Regions from separate parts of the Homo sapiens genome. Here region 2 is linked to region 1. A link is a contact called in ENCODE Hi-C or POLR2A ChIA-PET data. All regions are on one chromosome and are shown on one strand. Each heading gives the region's core, a stretch centred on a gene start or an enhancer-like site at or near the end of the contact. The rest is flanking DNA. Distances are from core to core; before and after follow the strand shown.

Region 1 (4,224 bases), core at 1,114-3,613:
GTCCTTTTGCCTTCTGTTTGCGCCTACCTGTCCCTTTCTCTTATACATCTCTAAAACGCAAAACAAACTGGAATGCCTACTGTCCTAACACAGGTGGCACCTCTCCCACCTCCACGCACCTCCATGTTCTTGTACAAGCTGTTCCTTCCACTTAGGAGTCTCTCTCCTGCCTCTTTTGGTCCAAATCTGATCTGTCCTTCAGGGTCTCAGTTAAATGTCCCCTCCCCCAGCAACCTTCCCTGCTTGTTTAAAGATGATGAGTGAACAACCATACTATATCACTTACTTGCTTCCATCTTCTCCACCCAACCAATCCCCAGGCAGCCACATCTTCCCTGCTGGCCGCACCCTCTTTGGAAGCTCATTTAAGATCAGAGGATCAAAGAAGCCTGACCTAAAGATGGAGAGAGTGCAGCCGGGTACAGTGGCTCATGCCTGTAATCCCAGCACTTTGGGACACCAAGGAGGGCAGGTCACCTGAGGTCAGGAGTTCCAGACCAGCCTGGCCAACATGGAGAAACCCCGTCTCTACTAAAAATACAAAAATTAGCCGGGCGTGGTGGCACACACCTGTAATTCCAGCTACTCGGGAGGCTGAGACAGGAGAAACACTTGAACCTGGGAGACAGAGGTTGCAGTGAGGTGAGATGGCGCCACTGCACTCCAGCCTGGGCAACAGAGCAAGACTCTGTCTCAATGAAATAAAATAAAATAAAATTAAATTAAATTAAAATAAAATAAAATAAAATAAAATAAATAAAATAAAATAAAATAAAATAAAATAAAGATGGAGAGGATGGGAGGGTAAGAGCAGGGAACAAGAAGACATTGGTACATCTGGGATTGCCCCTTCAAACCATGCCTTCAGCTCCTGCAGTGTGCCTGGCACAGAGCTAAAGGCCATCACAATGAATTCAATTCAACCCTGGCCCTTAAAGCACTCAGCAGCCAGATGGGAGATTCCCAGCTGCCACAAACTAAATCTGATAGCGTGTTCCCCAGTTTAAAACCCTCCTAGCAGCTACCGGGCATGATTCACGAATCTGCAGACCTCTCCTTTCCTCAAGTCTTAGGCTCAGGCTAAACCAGTCAACCCTTTGTGGGCCCCCTACTCACCTGACTATTGCTTACCTTCATTCCTTTGCTCGTGCTGACCCTCTACCTTAAATCCAGTCTCTTTTATGTCTCTGCCCTCCAGCACTTACCTTGGTCTGATAGATGACTCACCGAGACCCTGTGTTCGCTTCCCTGAAGCCTTTACACCAACCCCACCCCGGGCTAAACTGGGCACTTTTTCTGTGACCCACCAAACCCACACAATCCCATATTAAATATTTGTTTACGACATCCGTTTCTATGTCTGTCTTCCCCCACCCTTCAACTAGATTGAGTTCCTTCAGGACAATGATGATGTCTCTGTATCCCCAAGCCAGGCACTGTGTTTTGACACAAAGAAAGCCCAGGTTACATTTGTTAAATGTAAAAGACCATACAGTGAGTGGGTGAGTGTTCATGACAATGCCAGATCTGACTACTTCCGCGAGAAACCGAGACACTCCAGGGCCGGATTCCAGACAGTGGGAATATGGCGCTGTCTTTGCCCCTTCTCCAGTGAGGAACCAGAATTTACGTGTTATCAGAAACAGCCACTTCCCCTCTGCTCCTGCCCGCCTAGAGGGCTGGGCAAAGGGTAGAGGGAGCAGTGTCCGGCCAGGGTCTGGGGAGAATTCGGCTCTCCTTAGTGGGAAACTCTGTCTGTCTTCCTCCCCCAGGGGGAGGGGATGGGGATAGGAGGACCAGAGTAAGGGGAAGAGGGAAGGCCCGGAGGGCGCAGTCGCCTTGGCAGAAATCCTACCACACCCGGATGTAGTGGGTGGTGAACGGGATGGGGCGGAGAGTCCCTGCCCTGCCAGGGACACTGACTGGACGATCCACTTTCGCGGGAATCCCACAAATCTCTCAAAACTAAGGTCCTGGAAACTGGAGGAGAGCTCGTTTTCAGGCTATGTTTGGGCAAGGGCGGGGCGCGGGGTGCTTCAATTTTTGGAAAAGGAACCCCCGAAGGGAGCAGGGATTAGAAAAGAAACTCTACCAGAAACCTCAGTGGGCCCGTCTCACCCACTCATGCCCACCACTGACTTCTCTGGCAGCTCCCCGTCGCCCCGCGCACCGCTGCCTCTCCGTGGAACGTCCAAGTGGTGCAGAGGAGAGGGATCTCCGGAGACTGGGTTCTGTTGCGAGCTATGCCACGTTCCGTCCCGGGCGGAACTCTTCTTTGGGCCTTTGTTTCCTCGTCTGTGAAATGGGGCCAGGGTGGGAGCAGAGGGCTTGCAGAAGCCCTGCCAGCTCCCACGCTGCTAGCCGGGATTCTCCATCCCGCCCTCTCCTCCACCGCCGCCCCCGGCCCGGTCCTAACTCCACCCCCACCCGCCGCGCCTCGGCGCCGCCGGCCGCTAGGGGTCACTGCCTGCCTTTGTCAGCGGAGGAGGAGGGCAGCCCGCGCTCCAGCCGGCTCCCCAGCTGGAAGGCGGCCGAGGGGTAGCTCCCGAGCGAGGGTCCTGAGCCGGACCCCGCAGCCCGCGCTCGCGATCCGCCTCTGCTTCGGTCGGGAAGGCGCGTGCGCTCGGGCTCCGACCGGGCCCCGGCGGGCGCGCATCGAGGCCAGGAGGGGGTTAACGCTAACCCCTCCCCTCTGGCTGACATCACGGGCGAGCGGGTGAGAGGCTGGAGCTCGGCGAGTGAGAGAAAGAGAGCGAGAGCAGCGAGCGCGGCTCCACATTGTTGCGGATCGCCGGCACCCGGCAGAGCGGCGGCGGCTGGGACGCGCGGCGCCTCCGACCCGTTCTCCTCGCGCCCGGCCGCGCAGCCAGAGCCACCCGGGCCGCCGACCGCCGAGCCCCGCGCCCGCCGCCTGGGCCCCGAGCCTTCTGCGCCGCCCGGGTGCGTCCCGCCACCCTCGGAGGACGGCCGGCCATGGACGCCTGCAAGTTGGAGCCGAGCGGGAGGGTGTGAGCGGGCCGGGGCCAGGAGCCCGCGCCGCGCAACCGGGCAGCCGGGCGCGCCGGGGGTGGGTCCCTCTCCCCAGCCCCGCTCTGCGTGGAAGAAGAGGGCGGGGACCGGCGCCGGGAGGAGAGCGGAGGAGGCGAAGGGGCATGACTCGTGCAACTTGCGGCGGGCATCTGCCGAGCCTCTGAGCCGGCGGCGGCCCGGGGCCCGGACTGCGGCCGCGCGGATCCCACCCAGCCCACCCCGCCCCGGCCGACGGCTGCAGCTGACCTGGATCCTTCGAGCGCCCGCCGACCGCCAGCGATCTTCCCTCATCTTCCGGGCTGGTTTCTGCTGCGCGAGGAGCGCTGCCCTCGCCGCCCCTCTCGCCGGACCCCCGGCCCCCGATGGCTCGGATGGGGCTTGCGGGCGCCGCTGGACGCTGGTGGGGACTCGCTCTCGGCTTGACCGCATTCTTCCTCCCAGGTAAGAGCGCTCACCTCTGCTGTCCCCACCCCCATCCAATGCCTCCCCGGGGCTGGGAGCCGGATGGCGGGCACGACTGGATTGTGGGGAGTGAAAGGAGCCAGAAAAGTTGGGTCACGGCTTGGGTAAAGGGGGTGGGAGGTGGCACGGCGGAGAAAGAGGTTGAGAAGCCGAACCGCCTGCCCTGCAGGGAAGCAGTCAGATGCACGTCTCTATGTAGCATGAAAGCACTTTCTCCGCTCAGTTCTTTACAAAAAATAATAATATGTAATAGCGTTCTGTTTATTTAATAACCAGCTCTCTGCTCGGGAAGCAGTTTGGAAACACTGCGTGTTACATAAATGCAAAATAATCACCGTAATCACCGTCTTGGGGTGGGAGACAACAGCCCCAGGGGGAGGGCGTCAGTCTCGGAGCTGCGGGTTTGGAGTATGGCGGGGGGGCTTCGTCTCTTTCGGCGGCCCCTTTGCCAGACGGCTCAGGACGCTCGGGCCCCCTCCCGCCCCACACCGCCCCACAGCGGGCGCGGAGAGTCGGCTGCTGCGGCAGAGGCGGCTCCTCGCTCACCTGCGGTTCCTTTCCTGGAGGGTGAGGCCGGGGCAGCCTCCTCCCGGCCTGGCGCGGGACCGGGCTCCCCCTCGGAACTCTGCTCCCAGCTCTGGGGGCTCTCCCTGGAGGAGACACCGCGGGCTTCCTGCCATCCAAGTAGCTGCATGACCCACTTTCCCGAGGGTGCCCCGCGTGTCCTTCCTC
Region 2 (3,892 bases), core at 1,302-3,801, 77 kb before region 1:
GATGAAGGCACTGAGGCTCAGAGGGTGGAGTGGCTTGCCCCAGGCCACCCAGCTGCTCTCAGGGCTGGGCTCCTCAGAAGCAGCACTTGAGGCAGAGATTTGGGGGCGTGTGGCTTCTTGAAGGAGCTCTCTTCAGCAAAACCTATAAAGGAGTGAGGGAAGCAGCATATGGAGGCTCAGGGCAGTCAGCCCTTAGCCTGATGCCTGTGTCACTCTGGGGCATTAATCAGCTGAGAAAGTTATCCCCTCTCCAGCAAGGGGCTCAGCCCTTTGTAGCCTCGAGTTGGCCAGTCGTTGGGTGATGGCTGCGGTGAGGAGGGTTTGGAGGTAACCTCCCAGGCTAGCACAGGTCTCTGCACAAGGGGAAGCTGCGGAGGAGCACACCAGCCTGCTAAAGAGGACATGGGCAGGTGACATCGTTCTACACAAGTGTGGTCATGCCTGTGGCCAGGAGTATCTGTGGGATGGTCAGGGAGCAATGTGCCATCAGCATGTCATGGAGCAGTGGCTGGTGCCAGGGACACATGTCCAGGCACTGTGAGGTGCCAGGGAGGGTTTAGGTGCCCCCATGATGCCCAGGCCTCCCTGTCCCAGCAGCATCCTCACTCCACTCACTCCATGAGTAGGAGCTGCCTCCTGGAAAAGGAAGCTGCCATGTCAGCACCTTCTGACAGCAACGCCTCGCCCCGCCTGCCGGCTCCTGAGACCAGAGCCTCAAAGGGTTCCAATCCTCTGAGGAAATTGGATGTTAACAGTGTTCACAGTTCCCTTTCTTCCTTCTCCTCCCCCGCCCCTTCTTTATGAGCCTGTCCCTGCAGCTATTAATATCCAACTTGAACGAAATGGCAACTGTATTTCAATATTTCAACTTTCCCATTTTATTTGCCACAAGCCGGGTTGTTTATCCACAGGCCGTGAGAGGAACGGGCTCTTGCTCCATCCCAGCCCCGTGCTCTGATGGCTGATAATACAGAACATAACGGCCATTACCTGGGCTAGGCGGAAACTGAGTGTTTCCTTTTGTGCATGTTTTCTGTGGTAAGGGCTCCTGCTCCCACCAGGAACCCTCGCACACATGTCACAGGATGGCCTAATGGAGCAGAAATGGGTTATCTGGGGAGGGCTGGCAGTGGCCACAGGGAGTGCCGAGAGGGTCTGCACCTATTGCCACTCCCTGCCACAGGCTGGTGGCCCAGGACCCTCATCAGGATGGGACAAGGGAAGGAGGGTGGAAGGCACCACAGGGGATATGGATGTCAAGGCAAGAGACTGGAACACTGCCCAGAGGATGACCAGGGCCGTTGCACCTGCCATTTGGAGAGGAGTCTGCTGTGCCTGATATCTTCTCAGCCCTTGAGGAGCCTAACAAGAATGCTGGGGCTCACCCCCTTCCACAGGTGGGGAAACTGGTGCCCAGTTAACCTCATCCTTGCCTGTGGACACCGGTGTGTGTCAGTGATGGAGTTCAGGTCTCCTGACTCACAGACTCCCGCAACCTCGGGCTCCAGCTCCCCACTCTAGGATGGAAAAAAGACAAGGCTTCCTGAGGCCAAGCTGCTCTTCCCTTCCAGACCAGCACCCCCAGCCAGGAGCCAACAGCAGCACGTGCTTCCCACCAAGCCCCTTGGCCTCCAAAACCCAGTTTCCTCTGTCACACCAGGTGGCAGGTGAAGGCCAAAGGCTGACTTTAATCCCCCAAAGCCAAATGCCACATGGTTCCTCCCCCAGCCCAGGTGCCCAGCCCCACCAATGCCCCAGACAGTACTGGGGACAAGTTTGTCCCAAAGACAGGCTGACCTCACTCCTGATGGGAAGTTAATCAGGGTCCGATTTGCTTGGGACGAAGGGACCCTAGAAGACAAAACACCCCAGATAGCTCCTGGGCATGGCTAATGGGCTACAGAGCAGTCAGCCAAGTTCAGCCGCATGGTGGGTGGCGCCCCCCTCCCCAGGAGGAGAGCTGGCCATGTAGTTACTAGAAGCTGTTGCTTTTGTGGTGCTCCTGCTGCATGTCATGCGCTGTGCAAGGAGCTGACATGCATCATCTCATGGAAGCAGCACATCAGGTCTATGACAGATCACATGAATGAACAGTCCCCACTTATTAAGGCCTTTTTCTTTATATTGCATCCTCTTAAAAACCTCAAGAGACCATCATGACAGAGAGCATGAGCCTCCTTTTGCTAGAGAGGAGGGTAAGGCCCAGAGAAGTTAGGCAACTTCAGGCTCCCCCAGCTGCTCAGTGTGGGGCTTTGGAAGTCTCCAGCCCCGTAAGAGCCCGAGGCCTGAGCCATTTCCACCGTGGCTCCCACAGAGGGTACCAGAGGCAGGCAGAAGGGCACTTCCATGTCCAGGACAAGTCCACACACTGGGCACTGGTCAGGAAAGCTTCAGGTGCCCACTCCCACTGTCACAGAGAGCAGCCCATGCAGACAGCCAGGCTGACAAGGACACTTTGCCCTGGGAGGAGAAAAGAGCCCCGCCCTGGCCTGCCCAGGACACTGCACTCATGAGCCCACACTGGGAGCACATTTGGCTCTGCAGGAGGCACTCACTGAGCGCCTAGTCCTGCCAGATTCTGTGCTAGTTTAAAGGCACATGGCTAGTAATCAGCAGAGCCTGGCAAAGATGCCCCAGCTCTGCCTCCAGGTCTGGTACTGTTTACAGCCCACTATGTGTTCCCTGTTATACACACTCCCAGAAAGGCATCCATGTGCACACACACTTACACACACACACACATCTACACACACTCCTGCTCCTGTCTGTGCACTGCCACTTTCACATAAGCATGAGTGTGCACACACACACACAGCCTTCCCTAACCAGCCACCCCTAAACTAGGTCAGGCCCTCTAGCCAAAATGAGGAGGAACGGAACAGATGGAGGGATGCAGCGTCTCAGCAACAAAGTTCCAGAAGAAGAGGGCTTAGAGAAGAGACAGGAGAGGGAACTGGGGAGGGTGTCATCTGCCTAGGAAGAGTGGGCACACCTGGGGAGACAGCGGATGCTTTCTGCAGGGAAGCCTGGGTGTGAGTCCGACATTGGAACAGGCTGGACTCAGGCAGCCCTGTGGCACCTTTAGAGATGGCTCAGAGAGGTGGGACCCGGTGGCGATTGGAGGGTTGGCCCCAGGGAATGTTTACAGACCTGCTCTGAGCCTCCTTTCCTCCATCTGTGAAATGGGGGGATGCTGAGAGTCAATCACCTGCCTCTGCTCCCACCCCACCAATCACAGCCAACACAGCTGGGCACGAAATCTGCTGAGCGTTGTTCTCTGCACTTCGCATGAATGACATCATTGATCCTCAAGCCCACCCTAGAAGGTGGATGCGGTGCTATAATCAGGCCCATTTCCAAGTAGAGAATTAAGGCATAGCACTTGCTGAAGATCAGAGTGAGCCAGGCTGAGAAGCCAGGCAGTGGGCCCCGAGGCCTGGGCCCCTCTCACTATCCTACCCACCACCCTACCCCTCTCCTCACGGCACCGAGGCTCAGTGACGGCAGCAGGCATTGGGGTTCACAGTGTAGGGGGAAGAAACCCCAAAAGTCCTCTTGTCCAGAAGTATCTCCCCAGCTGGCTTCCCCCAGGCCTTTAAAACAAATGTAGGCACTATCTCCAGAAGGTCACTGTTAAAAGACAATCGATACCTAAGAAGGCCTTCGCCTGCGAGCTCTTCAGCAGAGATTAGTCATTAGCGTTGGTTAGTTAGAAGGTTGACTTTGATTTTAGACAGAGGCATAGACAGAAATGTGGCCTGGAAGAAGAGCTCAGAACCATTCAAAGCAGAGGAGGACAGGCTGCCAGGGACAGTTGATGGGGGAAGGGCCGAGTCAGGTAAGGTTGGGAGCTCCAGAGACGGCACTGGGTGTCAATCGGGGGGATGTGGTA

What was found. A loop is a pair of places that touch in the nucleus more often than their neighbours do. ChIA-PET counts read pairs that join two places held with the same protein, here RNA polymerase II (POLR2A). Pooled maps may share reads with other maps.
Region 2: a pooled map of heart left ventricle shows a loop between it and region 1 (3-fold over the local background). The contact joins the enhancer-like site here to the promoter of NECTIN1-DT in region 1. A Hi-C loop is called at or near these places in 3 of 50 pooled maps. POLR2A ChIA-PET finds 5 or more read pairs at or near these places in 2 of 52 experiments (AG04449 and H1).

Annotation. Positions count from the first base shown.
Region 1 is chr11:119,727,722-119,731,945 of GRCh38, reverse strand. It overlaps NECTIN1-DT (NECTIN1 divergent transcript), which reads right to left and starts at 2,363. Exons shown (of 4, transcript NR_120587.1): 1 at 2,140-2,363. It overlaps NECTIN1 (nectin cell adhesion molecule 1), which reads left to right and starts at 2,746. Exons shown (of 6, transcript NM_002855.5): 1 at 2,746-3,471. The coding sequence starts at 3,393. RefSeq lists enhancers at 1,700-2,560, 2,561-3,422, 4,222-4,224 and silencers at 2,361-2,770, 2,831-3,150.
Region 2 is chr11:119,805,367-119,809,258 of GRCh38, reverse strand. No RefSeq gene overlaps it. Among named protein-coding and RNA genes, the nearest start is that of NECTIN1-DT, 78 kb to the right of the region's middle. Within about 2 kb of position 2,551, at least 4 of the 41 ENCODE cell types and tissues checked have a DNase peak (open chromatin) inside an H3K27ac peak, as active enhancers do.